2 separate regions of the Mus musculus genome follow, and region 2 is linked to region 1. A link is a loop called in an ENCODE intact Hi-C map of the cell type or tissue named here. Cell type or tissue: left cerebral cortex. All regions are shown on one strand. Links, peaks and the distances in the headings refer to the core of each region. The heading gives the core; the rest is flanking DNA.

What was found. Hi-C counts contacts between places; a loop is a spot of excess contacts. Peaks named below come from ENCODE experiments on the same cell type or tissue, not always from the same donor. Only the 100,000 strongest peaks of a DNase experiment are listed, where the experiment ranks them.
Region 2: a loop joins it to region 1, with 1.9 times the contacts of the local background. A loop is called at or near these places in 1 of 42 quality-filtered maps.

Annotation. Positions count from the first base shown.
Region 1 is chr2:71,782,027-71,792,545 of GRCm38, forward strand. It overlaps Itga6 (integrin alpha 6), which reads left to right and starts at 4,913. Exons shown (of 26, transcript NM_008397.4): 1 at 4,913-5,294. The coding sequence starts at 5,113. In left cerebral cortex, for the core only: no CTCF peak of the experiment used is centred there; DNase peaks (open chromatin) are centred at 4,965, 5,244 and 5,942; H3K4me3 peaks cover 2,414 bases; H3K27ac peaks cover 1,372 bases.
Region 2 is chr2:71,650,442-71,660,960 of GRCm38, forward strand. It overlaps Gm36909 (a long non-coding RNA gene), which reads left to right and starts at 5,236. Exons shown (of 3, transcript XR_866411.2): 1 at 5,236-5,702; 2 at 6,289-6,376; 3 at 7,081-7,243. In left cerebral cortex, for the core only: no CTCF peak of the experiment used is centred there; a DNase peak (open chromatin) is centred at 5,728; H3K4me3 peaks cover 620 bases.

The sequences.
Region 1 (10,519 bases), core at 2,297-7,296:
AACAATGTCTCCAATGGACTGAAGCCTCTACACCATAAACCAAGATAAACCCTTCCTCAGGCTGTTTGCTCGTTGTGTCACGGAGACAAGAGGCTGACTAACACAGCCGATAGTTTTTCCCTTCAATGAGTTAATTCCAAAATAACTCATTCTTAGCTTTTTCAAGATTGTACTGTGCAAGACAAGGAATACCTAGGGCTTCGTGTTTTTTTCTAATAATGAGTGTCTGGGCTGGAGAACCAAGTTTGCCATGGCAGAGATCTCATCTCAGAGTTGGGAACTTGCTGTTCCATTGAACGTGATTTGTTTAAGCTTTATAATTTTTTTTCTGGCTGGCAAATGTAGCTCCCTGGCTTAGAAAATTTCTCTGGAGGAAAAAAAAAAAAAAGACTCTCACCCTAAAATGGCACCATGAAATACTCTGCAGTCTACCCCATTTTAATGACCTCATTGTAAATGAATTAGAAACATTCAAGAGCAATTTACTTTAAAATAGATCTGGGTGTTAAAATAAGAGACAGCTGGCAGTGGGATTTTTCTGACCTCAACCAAAGAAACATTTGTCCCAGGAAGATACAATGTATAACAACTGATAAATAAATAAACAACTTAACAAATAAATGACTTAACATAGGAAATAACAAATAAAACAACTTAAAAATATTACAATTTGATATGGAAGAGAAAACTTCCTATCATTGAGAATAGCCTCATTTGAAACCATTCAATGTCCACTTTTCATTCATAAGACTATAACAGGGGTCAGGATGCCTAGCTCCTGAAAGCTCATGGGCAAGCCTGAGCCTGAGTGGAGGGTGGCTCTAGTGCGACATTATGGACATATTATGCTTTATCAACTCGGTTAATCCCTTCTACAGCGAGGTCCTGGGGAGGCAGGTCATTCCCACTGCACAGTTGAGAAAATGAAACAGCCCCATGGTTATAAGGCAGAGGCAGGATGTGAGGCAAGGACAAGGTCCCGCAGACCGGGCTAACCTCTGACACACGACCTCTCTTTGAAGGGTTCCCAGGAAATGTAAGCCTGGGTTAAAATGTTTCACTGACGTGGAAGAATTTCTATGCTGCAGAAAAGCAGCATATAGGATATTCTCTAATAGCAGAGTGATTCCAGTTCCCAGGAAACAGAAACTATATTGGATATGGCACAACTTCTTTGTCCTTCTCTTTGGGTGACCAGTACTTTAAAAATACTTGAAAATTCCCCTACTAATGGTGAGATATTAAATAAATAACATTTTTATTTGTCAAGTATACGGGTAAAACTAAGACACCAATAAAACTAAGAACTCCAAAATCTTCGTTCGAGTGAACATCTCTGCTCATAGCTCTCACTGCCTTTGCAGTGAAGATTTCCGGGATGTGAAAGTTTCTTCTGAGATAGTATAATTAGACTCTCAGATTTCCTTTTGTTTTCTAAGCCTTTTTAGAGAAAAGGAGAGGTTGAGACAGGTTTATGCTAGGTAGCCCAGGTTGGCCTCCAACTCATGGGAATCTTCCTAAGTCTTCATTTAAATACAGTAGTTTTCCCAGGTAACTAAATTTACAAAGCCTCTTCTTGCAATGTGTATGTTTTCTATAGGCGTGTACACAGACACATGCATGCACGTACACATACACAGACTCTGACTTGGGTGGTCAGTAAGCTTGTATCACCAGGTTTGAATTCTTACACCACTCTCTCCATCCATACACCTATTTATCTCTTTCTATCTCTGCCTCTTCTCTCAGTCAGCTCTATATATACCACAGGACAACCTGCCTGGGGTTGGTAGCATCCACGGTGGGCTGGGCACCCCTACATCAATTAGCAACCAGTGGCAGATCTTTCTGTCTCATCATTTTCCCAGGAAAACTGTGGGCTTCCCTCCCTCTGTGTTTATCTCATAATTTTTAAGGGTCTCAGTTCCTTTCATCATCGGCCCCAGAGACTGCAATAGCCTCAGTGGGTACAGACCAACCTTTTAACCTCCACGTTATAATACGCTTCTGTAAAATATGCAGCTCAGTCTTGGAATGGAAATGATAACTGAGTCTCAAACAGACTAAAAAACAGAGAATAAACCAGGTAGTGGTGGCACACGCCTTCAATCCCAGCACTTGGGGTTACTGGGATCAGAGAGGCAGGATTTTGACCTCTGAATTTGAGGTCTATAGACCTGGTCTACAGGCTGAGTTCCAGGACAGCCAGGGTTACATAGAGAAACCCTATCTTCAAAACCAAAACCAACCAGACAGACAGACAGACAGACAAGAAAGAAAAAATGGGAATTAGTGACACAGACACACACCTGTAACTGAAGTACTTGGTGGTGGAGTCAAGAGGATAATGAGTTCAAGGTCATCTTCAACTATCTATGGAGTTCAAGGCCAGATTTCCATAGGAAGCAATGACAATCTTCCAAGAGATTCTGTTAGGAGTCTGAGAGTTTGACTCAACACCAGGGATGTTTGGCTTCCTAGGCAGGAAACAGGTGGAAGACAGACAGGCACAACAACTGATAGTTTCTTACCCAGTACGGGCATATTCCAGAACAAGCGTCTCAGCCTTCTTCAGACCAGATTTCATCTCTACAAGTACCATTCGATTTGCACTGTGCATTTGTAATATTTAAATTTAATTTACTGTAATTTAAATGTCAACTTGAGGATTGAAATCAAGAAGGTAACAATGACCATTCATGTATTATTTGCCAATATGTCTAAGGAAGGGAATGACGGGTTCTCCACAGCCTAGAATTAGTCTTAGGAGGAGGAGGGATGTTCAGAATGGCCATTGGCTAATAGGACTTGAGCATGACTGGTCAGAGGGAGCAGTTGCAGTACAGGGCTTGGACTTGAGTGGAATCTGATGGATCTGGGACATATGCGCAGGGTTTGGCTGTTCAGCACAGCTTTCTTAACCAGTTCAGAAGTATTTCAGCAACATGGCAGCTACATCACTGGCTCCTGGCTGAGAACTACCTTGCGATTAAATGTTTAAATGTCAACTTGAGGATTGAAATCAAGAAGGTAACAATGACCTTGAGGTTCCTTATGTCCAACCATCATCAATTGGACCTGTCTTTCAGGGATAGTGGTTGCCATACATGAAAGAAGAAAACGGTTGTGAGTGACACCCACTAAAAATCACACTGCTGATATTTTCTACCTCACTAGACAGTCATTTCTAACAGTTTCTCAATGTCCTTCAGAAGCGCTTGTTCAAACCGTGTGATCTTCAAGATCTCGTGTGCATTTAGATCCATTATACCTCACCCAGGGCAAGATGTGAGATTACTAGTTGTTTGGGAAGTGGCACATCTGCTGGGGACTCACTCTGGCAGCTGCTGCCACCTGTGAAGACCACACGTGATATTCACATAGCTTCTCTGAGTAGCTCCAGCTGTTCTCTTGGTACAGATGTAGAAGGACGCTTTGGGTCTCCCTTGGGACTGCACCCTGCTTCTATTTCCTATGCATGCCTGTTAGGTTCCATGGAAAGGCCCTTTCCAGCATCAGGAGTGTACAGCCCACTGTGATTGTTACCCAGCTCTGGGCAGTTGGTCCTGACTTGTATAGAGAGTTGGCTCAACACAACTAGAGGGAGCACACCACTAAGCAGTTTTTATCCATGGTCTCTGCTCCAGGTTCCCGTCCTGAGTTCTATTATCTGGAAATGTAAGATAAAACAAACTCTTTTCTCCTCAGGTGGCTTTTGGTTAAAATATTAAATTACATCGATAGGAGACAGGGTAGAACAAGGCCCGTTCAGTAAGTTACTGAAAACCAAGACCCTATGCACAACATACATGTTTTTAAGAAGAAAATCGATTATATTAACATATGTCAAAATGTTAACATTTTTTTCTATAGTAATAAATTGCTTCTTTATTGACATACATCGAGATCTAGCAGAGTAGCTACCTAATAACAACTGTAATTTGAAACATCTGCAACAACCAACTTTTCTGGATAAAACAGTATTTTCTACTGATAATTGGGTTGTTGGTACAGTCTCCTGCCTTTGTGGTTTACTGTCTACATTCATAAGAGAAAACATGCTAATCTAAATGTCAGAGGATAATAAAAAATGGTTCACTAAAATGTATATTGTTTGTTCTCAACCAAGTTCTGAGCGTCCCTGAAGCAAGTTTTTCTATCCTAAAATAAACATGCCTCAAAAGCCAACACCTCGCTGGAAAGCCCCACCCTATGCCCGCGAGACTCAAGCCTTCAAGCCACCCACACGGACCTCTAGCTGTCTCTATCTATGCAGTTCTAACTAGACTAGGAAACTTAGGGTAAGAAAAGGGGACAATAGCTAAACTCCAGGGCCCAAGATAGAAGGACTCAGTGTTCCCTACCTAGAGATCTTCCCACAAAAATCTGAGTTGACTTTTTTCTTTTCTTTTCTTTTCTTTTCTTTTCTTTTCTTTTCTTTTCTTTCTTTCTTTTTTTTTTTTTTAAAAAAAAAACCAAAACTCATCAGCACAGAGAAGCCCGCTTCCTAGGCCTGAATGAAACAGTGTGTTTTTAAGTAGCACAGCAACGTTTTCGACGTTTGGGTCCCTGGGGAGCCAGCGAGTATGCAACATCAAGCCAACCCCAAGAGCTGGGCATACTTAGGCGCGTCTTGAACCCTTGGAGAACGGATGTCTTTGCAAGTCAGCCCTATGAGGCCCGCAGTTCAGTGACAGGTAGAAAAAAAGCCTGGCTAGTCTTGCCAAGCTCCGGGACGCTTCCGGGCAGGTGGCGGGAAGGTGGGAGGGCTGCGGCGGGTGCGCCGCTGCGGGGCGGGGCCGGCAGGGAAGGTGCGTGTGGCGGGCGGGGCCTCGGGAGGGGCGGGGCGGGGCGGGGCGGGGCCGGAGTCCCGGTCACTCGATAAAACGCTTGAGAGTCTCCAGAGAACAACGGGCTCATTGAGCAGCAGCTAGCTGCGGGCGTGGGGGAGCGGCCGCACAGTGAGCGTGAGCCGGCCGGGGGTGGGGCCGCGCGCAGGGGCGACCGAGGCCAAGTGGCCGCAGCGGCGCGCCAGGCAGCCCGGCCCCGGCCCCGAGCCCGCGCGCACAGAGGCCGCAGCAGCTCCGCGGGTCCCTCCCACCGCGCGCGCCCATGGCGGTCGCGGGCCAGTTGTGCCTGCTCTACCTGTCCGCGGGGCTTCTAGCCCGGCTGGGTACAGCCTTCAACCTGGACACCCGCGAGGACAACGTGATCCGGAAATCGGGGGATCCCGGGAGCCTCTTCGGCTTCTCGCTCGCCATGCACTGGCAGTTGCAGCCGGAGGACAAGCGGCTGTGAGTTCCCCGACTCTTCCCATCCCCACCGGGGCGCCGCGCTGCGCCAGGGAGAACGAGGGCGCGCCCTGCTGCCGCCCGTCCCGCGTGCCCAGAGCCTATCCGTGGGCTAGCCCAGCTCGGCTCTGCTCTGCCCTGGCCTTCCCTACCTTGCCCTGCCCTGCCCTGCCCTGCCCGCTCGCACTTCTTCGGCCCAAGACTTGAGAGATCCGGGCCCGCCGCGCCCTGCACACGGCGCCTCCCGGGAGTGAGGAGAGCCGAAGGGACAAACCCCGGGCCCGGCCCCGGGATACTTGACTTTCCCCCTCCCCTGAAGTGCTTTCCGCGGTTCTCCACTTCGGGCTTAGTTTGCAGGGACCCCGGCAGGTGGCACGCTTTGCTGAGCTTCACGTGTGCACTAGGGACAGTGATGGGACACAGGGTTGCGGGAAGTCTTCCAGGGAAATGCAGGCCTTTCTCCAACTCTCCGACCGTCCGGTCCCCTCCCTCGTTCGCGCGCCGCGTGGAAGTTGGGAAGCCACTTTTCGCTGTCCCGTATGACTTTCCCTGCAGAGTGGGCTCTCCTGCAGGAGATACTTTAACATGCTTCTTAAAAAGCACCTGTTCCTCAGGACTAGCTCAGCTGTGAAAACAGGCTTCTTCGAGTCGGTGTGCTAGCTCCCCCTCCCAGCTCCCTGATAGATCAGCAGCACTCAAGGATCCTCCGGCCCCAGTGCTGGGTGGGCCTCACGGAGGAGTTAGAGCAAAGTGCCCCTTCTAGGAGGGACTTAGAAAAGAAGGTTCGGAAGTGACAGTCATCCTCCCAAGTGTTTCTTCCAGGAGAAAGCGACTGGCTCTGCCTTTTAAACAGTGTTGGCTCCCACATGACCCAGTTCTTTGATTGGGGAAGATTTTCTGGAGCTTAGTCGCCCAGTCGCAGTGGGGTTAAATTCTTGATCCATGCTCATTCCCACAACAAAAGGTCCTCCTCCCCGCCCAGGTCTTGAGTTGAACCCAGGTCCTTCCAGGACCAGCAGACCGGAGAGAACAGAGTGCAGCCAAGGGGAAAGGAGAGGCCAGAATTATTTTAAACTGGAGAAAACTCCCTTTTCGGATATTTAACAACTTTGGGGTTTGTGCATATTGTGGACTTCAAAATCTTAAGGTCAGATTTTTCTGATACCACCTGCTAGGTGAAGCAGAAGTCTATTGTGGGTGGGATAGTCCCGGGCAGGGAGGGGGTCTGACTCTGCAGGCGTGGCATTCTCCCGAAAATAATTGTTGGTCAGCTGTAAATCTGAAGTGAGAGGGTTTGTTTGTTTGTTTGTCAACTCAAGAGGATGACATTTCAAATCTCAAACACTATTCGAGAAACACATACATTTACCCATGGAGGATTTGAACTTAGTATAGAAGTGACTGTGGGCCAACAGAGGGAAAACATTCTTTGCCTTTATTTAGCATTCTGTCTGTATCAGACCACAGAGATTGGCTTCCTGGATGGACATGTCCAAGCAGACATTATAATGGGGGGAAACTGGGGCAAGAAATGTCCTGAGGACAATGATTTCAAATTGTGCCTTTAGCCAGGAATCACTGTTGTCATTAAGGTGAGCAGCCTTGGGCCTGCTAAAACTTGTCACTACCGCAGGGCTTCTCTGCTATTACAGCTGCTACAGGTCCTCCCAAGACAAGTTCTGGTGCCTTTAAAAAAAAAAAGCCATAGAGCAGTGTTTCTCAAACTGTAGGTTGTGACCCCTTAACAGCGGTTGCATATCAGATATCTATATTACGATTTATAAGAGTAGTAATATTAGTTATGAAGTAGCAATGAAATAATTTTATGGTGTGTGTGTGGGGGGGGGAGTCATGGTGTATGTGTGGGGTGACCACAGCATGAAGAACTGTGTTAAAGGGTTGTAGTGTTAGGAGGGTTGAGAACCACTGTTGTAGAGGACGACAGATGGGAGTACCAGGTCAGACCCTCAGATGAGAAGAGACCCATGGCAAGGGGTACTGGGCCACACCCTAGAACCTAGAGGCAGAATCTGCATTCCAGGAGGCTGTGGGTTCATCTTGTGATATACTCTCCCAGGTTCAAGAATAGCATCAATCCTCTGAGGAGAGTCATATCATGCCCATGGCTTCCTTTTACGGAGAAGAAGGTGGGTGTCAGTGCTAGCCAGTGAGACTGATGGGACTCTGGGCCCAGTTTCCAAACTCAGTGACAACATCTCAGGGACCTGGGGATAGACAGCTGAGTTTAGGTTTCTTGGTCATTGGCACTGATAACCATTTGCTTCGAGCTGTGGTTTCTTCACCTGTACAGTGTAGGTGTTTCTGGGTTGTTGTGAAGATTAAAAGAACACGCAAAATGCTTAGTGTCTGCCCGGTCTGCCCAGCATGGACACCTGTTGGCTAAATGGAAGCTGTTGATAGCGATGCATTTAAAAGTAGAATCTCTAGGCCTACAGTGTTAGATGCCAGCTGCCATACAGGTGTGGTAAGTGTTTGGTGAGTCTGTGATCACCTCACATTAAAACCGAAGGCTCTTGTTTTAAATTAATATCCTGAACTCTCAATCAGACTTATGAACACCAAAGCAGCTAAACTTTACTCCGCCTTAGATTCATTGCAGAAGCAAACTTCTTGAACTTATGACTTTGAGGCAGAAGATAGGTGGGCGGGCGTATAAGATAAATGCACAGCTATAGAGAATGTATCATAACATATCATAACATATCATAACATAAGGCCTTGTCTCTCTTTTCTTTCTTCCTTTCTATTATTTATTTTGGATTTTAAACTTCCTATAATGCCATCTATATATTCAGTAATAGCTTTAGTTAAGATTTTATAGGGAGTAATACTGTGTCTGAGAGCCCCCAAAACACACTGGATATTGCTGATATTTGGGGACTGTCACATTGGATTAGGCACTTTAAACTTTATCTATGTTTCCCGGAGATAAATTACATAAGACTCCAGCAGTTATTAAGCAGACAGCTGAGTGACTGAGGTTGGGTTATAAGCACTTTAATCCTCCCTCTCCTTGGTAGGTGGGGCCCAGTCATCTCTAGCCGTGGAAGGTACAAAGTGATGACTGAATAGAATCTATCCTGTGACTCACTCACTTGGCTCTCTTCTGGGCAAGGATGTATCTGTGTATGATCACCTGGGAGGAGCTGCGTTCATGGAGAGAAGTCTGCTTCACTCCTAGTCTTCATTTTCTCCTTTTGGGTTGTTCGTTTGTTTGTTCGGTCTCCTCCATATTGTCTGAGCGCATCCCAGGCCTACTGTTCTCTCCTCACTTGGATGCTTGTTGACTGTTGGACTTACTCAATTGTCGGATGTAGCTGGAGATCATGCAGTCCATTCGACCCCTTCGTAGATGGAGAAACAGGAGCTGAAGGTCATGAAATGTCTTACCCGAAGCTTTCCAGCTACTTAGGCAGAATCTTAATCAAGATCTGGTTGTGAAGGTGGTATTTCTGGCTCACGCCTGTGCTCTTTTTGTAAGAGGAAACCTCAGAAACGACCTTCAGATGTGGAGGCATTGGCAAGCTGCTGAGTTCTGGAAATGTATTACAGTGTGTTGATTCATTGAACTGCTTCCCATGTAGGTCAGGGCTATCTATTTAAGTATCAGTACATGGACTCTCTTCCTAGTCACCCTCAGCCCAACTGGCTATGGGTCAAGCTCCTTCTGACAGCTAAAGGATGCGACCTGACGGCCTCTCGCCAGGGGTCAGAGGATGTGCACCCAGGCATTTGCTTCCTTGATCTCATTCCTACAACAGAGTGAGTGGCTTGGGGCCATCTTCTAAGAACTGCTGTGTCACCTTGAGTCCCAAGAGTAGGGAGAAGAAACCGCAGTAGTCAAAGGAGACTTAGAAGACATATTAGGAACAATACACTACCATTTAAGATTTTACAGTTTGGAAGTACTGGCATTCTATGGTACGTGGCCCCAAGGACCTGGATTTAACATATTTCTGTACCAATATGGCAGTGAATTCTGTGTTTTAAATAGCAACAGTGGAGCTAAAACAAAAATACGGTTATTTGCTCCCAGGTGTGCATGAAACACTGAGTTGTGCTGAGTCAGCTCATCTTTAAAAAAAAAAAACCAAAAAACAAACAAAAATAACCCTTCAATTCCAAGAACTAGCCTACCTTAGAGCAATTTCTTCATCCCTTGAATGCAGGCAGCACATGTCTGGCAGTTCTGAGGTTTAAGCTTTATTCATCTTCAGGGGGTGATGTAATCTCTAACTGGGTTATAGGTTCTGTGAGGGCAGGGACCCACGGCTCCTATTTGCAGACAGCACCTAGCTACGCCCTCCAGATACAAAGGGGTCAAATCATACACTCAGTTTAACTTCTGAAATCAACTGCTCTCGCTGAATGTGTGGGTGGGTGGGGGTACGCTGCTTTGCCATTTCTTGCTCAGGGTGGGTGGGGTCTGGGTCAGCAGTCCCTAGGGAAAGGGAAGCTACAGGAATGATGCAAAGAGACATGGAAGTTCTTGGTTTTTGAATATAGTGACCAAGTCCCAGCTAAGGGACGTGTGTGTGTGTGTGTGTGTGTGTGTGTGTGTGAGAGAGAGAGAGAGAGAGAGAGAGAGGGAGAGAGAGAGAGAGAGAGAATGATTTTTTTTCAATTACACTTGCCTTTTGCCCTGAAGGCAGACTTTAGAACTTAACCTCCAAAGACAAGCTACCCTGAGCTGCAGTGGCTACACAGGATTTCCCAAGTGGCCTGGTTGTATGAGTCTAGTCAGAGACAGAACCAGAACCAAGCTCCCGAAAATAACTGGGAACCAATGGGAATGCATGTGGGGGTACTTGGGAATTGATGGTGAAGATAACAAAGTGGTCTTGTGTAGACATACATTTTTTGCAACCTAATTTAAATAAGCAGAGGTAGTGGTAGTGGAAGAGAAAAGTTACTAGGATATCGGAGAAGTGGACCTGTTCAGCAGTGCTTCTTTGGGGATGAGCCCAACCTTCTTTGGCAGCAGTTCAGTTCAGTCCCATAGCAAACACCAAATACGAATCAGCAGCTGCCAACCGGTCCTCTAGGTAAGCAAACACCAGGCACAAACCAGCAACTGTAGTTCAATCCTGAAGAAACCACCAGGCTCAGCCACCGACCTAAGGCAAGGCCGCAGAGGCAACAAGCTATCGCAGGAACCTCGAGAGCAGTGCTTGGGCGAGTTTCTCTCAGTGGTGGTGTTATCACAA
Region 2 (10,519 bases), core at 2,866-7,865, 130 kb before region 1:
TGAAGGTTAGGACACTCTCCGACTTAGAGTCCAGCATTAAAAAAATTCCATACAATATACAACCTGTCATTTGGGGATGTTTAATCTACTCTCAAAGATATTCAACTACCACTACTGTTTAATTGTAAAATGTCCCCATTGGCCAGCATTCACACTTTCTCCTCTCTGGCATGTTACTCACAAGTCTGCTTTCTGTCTCTACAGATCTGTCCATTTGGGCACTTTATGAAATCACGTACCATGTGGCCTCTTGTGGCTTCTTTCACTTAGCATGATCCGTTATAAAAACATGTTTATTATTGTTGTGTTTGTGTGTGTGGTGTGTATATGTGTATATATGGTGTCTGTGTACATGTGTGTGTGTGTATATATATATATATGTATATATATGTTTGTATACATATATATACACACATATATAAATATATATATATATATATATATGTGAGTGTGAGTGTGTGTACATAATGTGTATGGTGTGTGTGTGTGTGTGTGTAGGTCAGAGGACAGATAGCTCTGCGAAGTCTCTTCCCTCCTTCCACCTTTAAATGATTTCTGCAGGTTGAATGTAGGTTGTCTGGCTGTGCATCAGGCCTGTTTCCCAGAGCTATCTTGCCTGTCCTAGCATCGTGCTTCTGAGAGTCATCTGTGACACTGCCTGGATAGAGCTTTACTATTTTTTTATGGTGGAATAATATTCAGCCTATGAGTAATTGCAATAAAAATCCACATATCGGTGGGTGGCTCCTTTTTTAAAATAAGCTGCAAACTCTGGATGAAGGGAGCCTCCTGCATGGGATTTTTAAAAACTGCAACAATCAAACTACATCAGCAGTTTGTTTGTTTGTTTGTTTCCATCCACAGTTTAGCATGCTAAATAAATTGTTACATCAGGTCTCCAGCGATAGTATTTTGAAAGCTAAAAAGCAGAATGTCTTCTTGACCAGAAAATGGAGTCTCTAAGGTTTGTGACTACAGTGAGCTGTCTTCTTAAGCCACCTATCCTCCTACACAGCCCTTCCTGAGTGATAAGTCCCAGAGTTCCAAGCCACCGACCTACTTCTCAAGAGAGGGACCTTTTGGTATCTTTCGTTTAACCATCCATATCAAATGTTTTCATTCAAACATTACCCAGCATCATGATTTGCAGTCAAAAATTATGGTCCGTATATCTGATGAGACTTGCAGCCCTTATACCTTGGTACAGCAGCAGTATCAAGAGAAAACTTCCTAGGAAATTGGGATAGTTGTCATAGTCATAACTAAATAAATAAAATGTAAAATCCAAAAGGGAGGGGGGGGCCTGGAGCAGCCACACCCACAGGGCAGCTTAGGGATGGGGCAATCAGGCTCCCCCCCCCCCCAGATCAGCTTCCCTAGACCTCTGAAGGACTTATTGCCGGCAAACCCCCAGGGCATTCCTTCTCTTTGAAATAATTTCAGGATTGCTGTCATCAATACACGGCTCCCTGCTGCTTGCTTCAGCCTGTCTCTCTCTCTCTCTCTCTCTCTCTCTCTCTCTCTCTCTCTCTCTCTCTCTCTCTGTGTGTGTGTGTGTGTGTGTGTGTGTGTAATCACCTAGACAGGGATTAGCAAGAAACTATTTAAGAATTCATTTGATGGTTAATGATGGAAAATCCCAGGATTTAAAAGGAGCGAGCAGGAAGGGGAACAAAAAGCCTGACTGGTTTTCCAGAGAGATGCGAAATTCTTCATCTCTGTAATTTAAGGTCTTGAACCCTACTGTGGGGGCAGGGAGAGAAGTAGAGGCCCTGAACGCAGGGAGGTAATGTCACATCTCTGATCCTTTGGTGCAAGCAAAGAAACCTGATGACGAATAGCCTATTTCCTCTTTCCCCCACCTAAACCTGTCTCAGGCTTTCCCGTACTCTGCACTTTGCAGACCTCAACAAGAAAGGCGGCTCCCTGCCAGCCCGGGCGCCGATATGAGTTCAGGCACTGGAATGCGGCAGATGGGAGGGACTCCCAGGTTGTTCTCCTTGTGCAAATCCAGATGGCCAGAGGGTGTCTTCCCAACTGAGTTCCCTCACCCACCTCTTCATTTATTCATCCTCTCTCTTCCCTCGTTTTCTTCTGACTTCTCTCAAAAGCCTGACAGCTGTCTCTCCCCCTCCCCCCCAGCTGCCTCTACCAACCATCTTTCTAAGGCTTCTGTCAAGGCCAGCCATTGCAGGAAGAGGGCAGCATCTTGCTTTGAAGGTTCTGGCCTAGCATAACAATCAGCATGTTTTTGAGACCCACTTGAGGATCTGGGCGTGGTGGGGAGGGATCAAGTGTTTGGCCTATCCCAGGGGATATTAGTCACCCAAATTATGTCTCAGGATTGAAAAGATTATTAGACAAGTTCACACATGGGGAGTGGCTGGCAGACGGGCCACTCCTTGTTGAAGCTTGAGGTTTGGGATTCTGATTTGCCTTCTTTGCATGTTTTCTTTCCTTACATGAAAATAAAGCCTTCAAGAGACACGCTGGGAAGTTTTGGGAATGCAGTTTCCTTAAGGAGGTATAACAGTGAGGATACATGCATATGCAAATGTTACCATAAAATCTATTATTTTGTATAACAACTTAAAATTAATAAAAATAATTAAAATTGATTTTAAAAAGAAAAAGAGAGAATGGAGAATAAAACAAAAAGGTAGACATGATTAAAAGAAGTCAGAACAAATCCCTCCCTCATATTGTCTCTATGCTAATGGGACCATCTATAGGTGGACTGCAGAATGGGTGTGTACATGTCAGGACAGACTGGAAAGCTGCAGAGGAGGAGGAGGAGGAGGAGAAAGAGGAAAAAGAGAAGAAAAAGGAGAAGAAGGAGAAGAGAACTTAAGGAGACCAAAGGAGTCAAGGGGCCCCAGGATAAAACTCCAGCTTTTGAAAAATTGTATCTGTTGGTAGAACATGTCACTGGACTCATCAGAGGCCTATGGTGAGTCAGAGGCAGCCATGGGCCCAAAGGCTGGGCTTGCCAGGATCTTCGCCGAATTCCAGAAGCCAAGAAAGGACCTCTCTGAATGCTCAAGAGGCAGAGATGGGGATCCCTGGAGTCTGCTGGCTGACCAGTCTAGCTGAATCCTGAGCTCCAATGACAGATGTGTCTGGAAAAAGAACATAGTAAGAGATGGAGGAAGACTGCCTTGACTCCCACTTAGCCTACACACATGTGCACATGTTGAAGCGGAAGCTTCCCCCTCCAACATCGTCTAATTCTTTTGCCTGCTTGTGGAGGACAAGAAAGGGTCGAGTGTGTCTAGATCTGTTGGTTTCTGTTTTGTGTGTTTTTGTGTATGTGTTTAGAGCTCTGTGAAAATCTAGAAAAACAAAGGTAATTCTCATAGGTGCTTTATACCCTGACTAGAGATAGTTTACACCTGAGATAGTTTTCCACACACGGGCACACACACACTCTGTAAAACATATACCACATACATACGCATAATTTCCACGAAAGCAAATTTTAAATGTTCCTATCAATACATATAAAGAAAATGCAGGAGTTACAGAGACAAAATTTGGAGCTGTGACAAAAGGATGGACCATCTAGTGATTGCCATATCCAGGGATCCATCCCATAATCAGCTTCCAAACGCTGACACCATTGCATACACTAGCAAGATTTTGCTGAAAGGACCCAGATATAGCTGTCTCTTGTGAGACTATGCCGGGGCCTAGCAAACACAGAAGTGGATGCTCACAGTCAGCTATTGAATGGATCACAGGGTCCCCAATGGAGGAGCTAGAGAAAGCACCCAAGGAACTAAAGGGAACTGCAACCCTATAGGTGGAACAACAATATGAACTAACCAGTACCCCGGAGCTCTTGTCTCTAGCTGCATATGTATCAAAAGATGGCCTAGTCGGCCATCACTGGAAAGAGAGGCCCATTGGACTTGCAAACTTTATATGCCCCAGTACAGGGGAACGCCAGGGCCAAAAAGGGGGAGTGGGTGGGTAGGGGAGTGGGGTGGTGGGTATGGGGGACTTTTGGGATAGCATTGGAAATATAAATGAGGAAAATACCTAATTAAAAAAAAATAAAAAATAAAAAAAGATTCATCTTGTAATCTTCATATGGCATGAATGAAGATCTATTACAATTGGTTATTGCTCAAATTAACTCAAAAAAAAAAAAAAAAGAAAATGTTAAGCATTTCAAAATATATGCCTATGTCCAGTGTGGGAGACTTGAGATCCATAACGCTCTTGCTTTTTAGAGAGCAGGGGAGCCCTTTACAGCAGCCCCACTCCACAGTGTGTGTAGGTTTGTGTGTGTTTATAGGTGTGTATGTGTGTATTGTAGGGGTGTGTAGTGGTGTGTGTATATGCATATAGGTATGTGTGTATGTATGTGTATATAGGTTGTGTGTTTATAGGGGTGTGTGTATGCATATAGTTTATGTGTGTATAGGGTTGTGTGTATGTATATGAGTGTGTTCATAGGGGGCTTGTGTGTGTAGGAGTGTGTTTGTATGTATGTGTCTAGGGGCATAGGTGTATGTGTAGGGGTGTGTGTAGGTAAGTGTATCTGTGTTTGGTGTGTGTGCATGTGTGTGTGTGTGTATGTGTGTGTGTTTATAGGGGCATGTATATGTAGGGGTGTGTGTATATATAAGGGTGTGAGAGTAGGAATGTGTGTGTAGGTGTGTGTCTAGAGGTATAGGTGCATGTATAGGGATGTGTATAAGTGTGTGTAGGAGAGTTGCCACTCTTTGCACGTGCTTCCCAGTGCACTGAGACTGGCTACTACTGCTTCTGTCCTAATGGTCAGATTCCCACAGAGCAGGCCTGAGAAACAGCAACAGTGCTGGTGGCAAGTCTGCCGGTGGGAACCTGTTCTGTGGGTCACGGTTAGCCTCGGATTTTCTCTCAGGTCAGGCTGACCCTGTGGCCCTGTCCAGGCAAAGGTCACACCTGTGCCCCCAAAGCCAGCTGTAGCCTCCCCCACCGGGAGACCGCTAGCCCATCTCCCACCCCCCACCCCCCGGGTTGGGTCTGGTGTTTCCACCCACCCAGCATTATGATTCTCGGCTTGCTTTTTGGTTTTTTTGAGGGGGGGTCTTTAAATTTTGTTTTCTTTTGCTTTATGAAAGCAACCCACAGATCTATGTAAAAACAGTTTGATCCATGCAGATTTCGAAAAATGTCAGAAAAACAAGCAAGCAAACCAGTTATTGTGTAAGAGCTGTATACCCGGTAGACACTTTCAAACCCCAAGGTGAGCCCACAACTACATGTGGGGAACTGTTTGATGTCACAATAATCTGAATAGGCTCCCCTTCACCTAGTAGCTAGAGAAGCCTGAGGGGCGGCCCTCCCCTTCACCTTGTTGCTAGAGAAGCCTGGAGGGTCTGGCACTTTCAGCCCCTTTCACTCGGCTAAGCACCCTGCTGTGGGCTTCCCTTTCTTTCCCGCTCAGGCCAGCCCCGCCCCCACCCCAAAGCCGTTCGAGGTCTTTGTATCAGCCGAGAAAGGAGGAGCCGAAATTAGATTGTGTGGGAGGTCAGCAAAGAAGAGGGAGAGGAGCCCCCAGTGGTCTGAGGTTTCCTAAGTGACTTTGCAGGTCCTTCCTAACCCCTGCCCCCACAGGACTCCCCTGCACATTCCGCTGCTGTAACAGTACAGTTAGCCAGCACAAAAGAATCCAAGCAAGATATACTAGGAGCCAGGGATGCCGCTCAACGGTAAAGGGCTTGTCTAGCCTGTGGGAGGCCCGGGGTTGGATCGTCTTTGTTCTTGGTGGGGCGGAGGAATGAGGCTACAGGTTGTTCCCAAGGAGTCCCCTCCCCCACTGTACCCGTTGGGATCAGACCAGCTCCCGCAGGGATGAGAAGATCCTGAACTTACAGACGGATGCCTGAGTGCTCTTTCTCCCAGTGAGGGCCATGTTGCTGTGGGGAGGGCATTTCAGTCAACACACACTGCCTGGGTATCTGCTGCCGGGGGTGGGAGGTGGTGGGGGTGGGAAGATAACGAGCCAGAGTCCTGCTGGATTGCTGCGGAGAGCACCTGTCTCCAGACTTTAGTAGATGTACATTCATATAAGAGTGAAAGTGGGTTGCCCTACTCACTATTTTGTCTAAATTATATGATGTACTGTTCTATATATAGATGCAATGATTTACATATATTATCAAATAAACATGAGATTAAGACGGATGACTTTTTTAAAAGTTGAGAATCATGCAAATGACCTGTGGTGGCCTCTAGTTCTGGACCCCCAAAGGTCAACTCACATGTGGCTGCTTCTGAGAGCCTCATCCTTTCTAGGAAATGGATCTACACAGTTGGCTTCTTGGGCTCATTATCGAATGAAGAAGCCACGTGTCGGAACACTGACCAGCAGATTGGCTTGGAGGTGTGAGGCCAGGCTGCAAAAGGGTGGGGAGGGAGGCTGGTTTCCGGTACTATGAGAAAGAAAGTACCTCTCAGGCAGGTAGGAATAATGGCAGGGGTTTTGAGTGCAACAACTTTCACCGTGTCAGATGCTCTGCTTGACCAAGTATTAGAAGCAGGGAGGTTTAACTATTGGCAAAGAGGAAGGAAAACAACAGCAATAAAACAAGATGAAAACAAAACCAAAAACATAAAACAAACAAACCAAAACCAACTCTTGGTCAAACTCTAAAGCTGAGGATAAAATTGCTGCCTCCCCCAAGAGCAAACGACTCAGGCTGAGGTTGAGGAGGGTTAACTAGTAAGTTGTAACTAGTAAGTTGTATGTGTAACCAGGGCTGGACAAGCATCCCCCAATGGCGGTACAGTTCCAAGTCTCCAGCTTTTCTCCAGCTACACCGGCATCTTTTTTTTTTTTTTTTTTTTTTTCAAGATCCCAAGCTAGAAAGGTGTGAGTCGGTGATAACATTATGTTGCTCTGTGTGATGGCAGTGGAAGCCTGGAAGGACCAGGGACAGAAATTAGAGATGGAAGTGTTTTGATGTGTCAAAGGTGAATCATGATGAAGGTCAGAGAAGCCATGTTGATCTTTATTCATTTTTAAAGTAGCTCTTAGTAATGCCACGATTTCTCCTTTCTTTTTGTTTTCTTTAATTGTTGACTCAGGAAGCTGGTCGATTTGGGAAAGCTTATCTGTATTAACAGAAACCAATTGCTGTTTTAGTTCAAGCAATAAATAATGCTCTTCTAAACATAGAGTGAAGTATATTTTTAAAATAGCTGCGGAATCGAAGGTCAAAATGAAAGTAGGGTAAGGTGATTTCTGTGATGCTCCACATTCTCCATTACTAGTCTGACTTTAGGGCCCAAAATAGGACTTTTACTCAATAGTATTTTTAAAAATAAAATGATCTAGCATTTAAAAAATGAAAGCTTAGTGAATCCTTTAACTGTTTAAGTAAATGATATCCCTTTAAGGAAGTAAATCTTAATTGTTTTAATGATTTCCTTCATAGACCACAAAGTCTCACTTTTTTTTCTTTTTCTTTCTTTCTTTCTTTCTTTCTTTCTTTCTTTCTTTTTTTTTTTTTTTTTTTTTTTTTATGACAGGGTTTCTCTGTGTAGCCCTGGCTGTCCTGGAACTCACTTTGTAGACCAGGCTGGCCTCGCACTGAGTGCTCCCACCTGCCTCTACCCTGAGCACTGAGACTAAAGGCGTGGGCCACCATGCCAGGCAGATCACAACTTACTATTTATATCATGAGTTAAAAACATTGTGGGCCGGCTACTGTACCGACCTCCAGAGTCCTGTACAGGCAGAGAGCACAGTGGCTGATCTGTGGCCATGAGGATGGAAACAAGATCTTTCTGAGAGATTTTACTTCAGAGTTTTTCTTCTGAAACAGTAGCTCTTAACCCCCGGGAGCTCACAGCTTCCTTTACGGTCTCTGTCCCTACCTGTTCTGGCCCAGTCTTATTTTCACAACGAAATCAGTGTGCAGTCTTAGGGAGACTGGAGGACTCTTGCCTTAAGCCCCTATAAATCTCGGTGAGTGGAGACAGAGAGCGCAGGCTGATGGTGGGTGGTGATGTTCACTGTGATGGACAGCCCCAAGTACGGCAGTGGAAGAGGCCTGTTTGTATCTCATCCCCTGAAGTACTGGATTTGGTGGGGTTGGCTTAATAGCCAAGAGGAAGTTTGCATTAGTAACTAATGAGCTAGAATTTATTTATTGTGGTGGTTTGACTAAGAATGGCACCCACAGGCTCATATATTTGAATGCCTAGTCATTGGGGAGTGGCACGACTTAAGGATCAGGAGTTGTGGCCTTGTTGGAGGACGCATGTCACTGGCTTTGAAGATTCAAAAGCCCAAACCAAGTTCGTTCAGTGCCCCTCTCTCTTCCTGATGTCCATGGATCCAGATGTAGAACCCTCAGCTATTCCTCCAGCACCATGTCTGCCTGTGTGCTGCATGCTCCCCACCAAGAGTCACATGAGCTAAACCTCTGAAACTATACGCAAGCCCCTGGAGAGGGAACATCTTGTGTGTCGCATAGATGCTTCACCTGCCAACTAAAAAGCCTATGACCTATGTCTCAGGCAGGGAATAGAAGGTGGGGCATCGGGAGGAAAAAGATTTCTGGGAGAGAAGGAGGCAGGGAGATTCGCCAGGAAGGTGTGAAGAGACAGGCGCATGGTACCTGAGCACAGGTAACCAGCCACGTGGCAAAATGTTATTTTATATTTGGTTATTTGGGTTATTATAGTTATGATCTAGTCAGAGTAGAGCCTAGGCAGCCAAGGTATTTGTAAATATATTTTGAATCTTTTTGGGGAGCATTGGGCTGGGAGGCAGAACCGGATCTAACTTCTCTAAACCCCAATTAAATGCTTTTATAAGAGTCATGGTGTTGACATTTGTTGATTCACTGGAGGCAGAGGAGTGTGTGGGTCTGTGTTGGCTTCTTCCATCATGTGGGTCCCTGGGATGGAACTCAGATCATGAAGTCTGTTGGCAGGTGCCTTTCCCTGCTGAGCTATATCTCCCTGGCCCCAGTCAGCTGGGTTTTAATGGGTTTGCAGTGTACTGAGTGGAATGGAAGTGAGGATTGCCACAAATCCTCTCTGACTTTGGGGCCTGCCTCCAAAGCAAAACAAACCCTACCAGGACCAAAACTTTGTCTTCCTCCTTTGAGGAGTCCTTTGGCATTCCTGTTTTTCAGTGACACATCTTGCTCACTAGTTCTTAATGATCCAAGAGAACACCCTCATTGAATTTCTCCTCCTAAGTAATCACGGGTCTGGGACAAAGAGGAGAACTTAGCTCAAATAACGTCTAGTGGCCAAGTCCCCTAGAATAGGTGGGGTAGGAGCTAGCAGATCCTTAAACCCGCAAATCTTTCTAATGAAAGGCAGGTGTTAAATATCAATATTCCACATGAGGGAGAAAAAGGGAATACCTTTTTGAAGGGTTTGTTCCTGTTGGAAGGCGCTGGCAGATGGCGGTTCTTTTCCAGAAGTTATGGTAAGACTTAAGGGTTGACTCAGCAGATAAAGGCACTTGACTCCAAACCTAAGGATCTGAGTCCAATTCCAGGGATCCACGTGATGGAAAGAGCAAACCAACTCCCATAAGTTTTCCTCTGACTCCCCAGGGAATCAAAGGAAATGTCTTAGTCACTATTTACCGCTGTGAAGAGACACCATGACTACAGTTCTTATAAAAGAAAGCATTTACTTGGGACTTGCTTATAGTTTTACAGGCTTAGTCCATTATCATCATGGTGGGGAGCCTGTAGCACACAGGCAGACATGGTGCTGGAGAAATAGCTGAGAGATCCATAGACAACAGGAAGAGAGAGGTACAGGATGTGGCTTGGGCTTTTGAATCCTGGCTCTACATTTTACTAACAGCAGGGAATGAAGAACCTGGGCTTCTTAAAGAGTGATTCTGCTCTTTGTGGCATCAGTCTCTGAATTATGGCAGGATTAACCCTGAAAGCACAATTCTGGCAAGCCTTCTCAACTTCCTGAGCCCGGTTTTCCTCTGTAAAATGATCACTCTGATCTTAAAGTGTTGTGGTGTCAAACTAAGTGAAATAATGTGTTCTATGTATTTTATCAACTCTAACACACACACTTTTTCCTACATGCTAAAATGCTCTCTAAAATTGTAATGGCATTCAGGGGCATGTCTAGGTTTTATGGAGGCCTGGACTTTATATTACCTGGAAAAAGAAAGGTAGAAATTATATAAACACAGTACTCATGTATTAAATCCCCTGCCTCCAACCTGAGAAGAGAGCATAAGCTATAGAATTAAAATTAGGCAACAATGTATTTGTTTAGATGAAGAATCACAACAAAATTACAATTTTTAAAAGGGACACAGAAATCACAAACAATATAAACTACTTCCTTTCCCAATACCTCATGACATATAAAAATTAATCATGTGACCAGCTTCTGCAATATCTCTGTACTCCTTTGCTTTGGTCAAAGCTGTCTCTATAACAATGAATTTATTATGTCATTTTCCTATCAAGAGAATAGTTAGACCACTCAGCTATCTCTATGGTTGATGGAAAGTTGTATTTTCCTA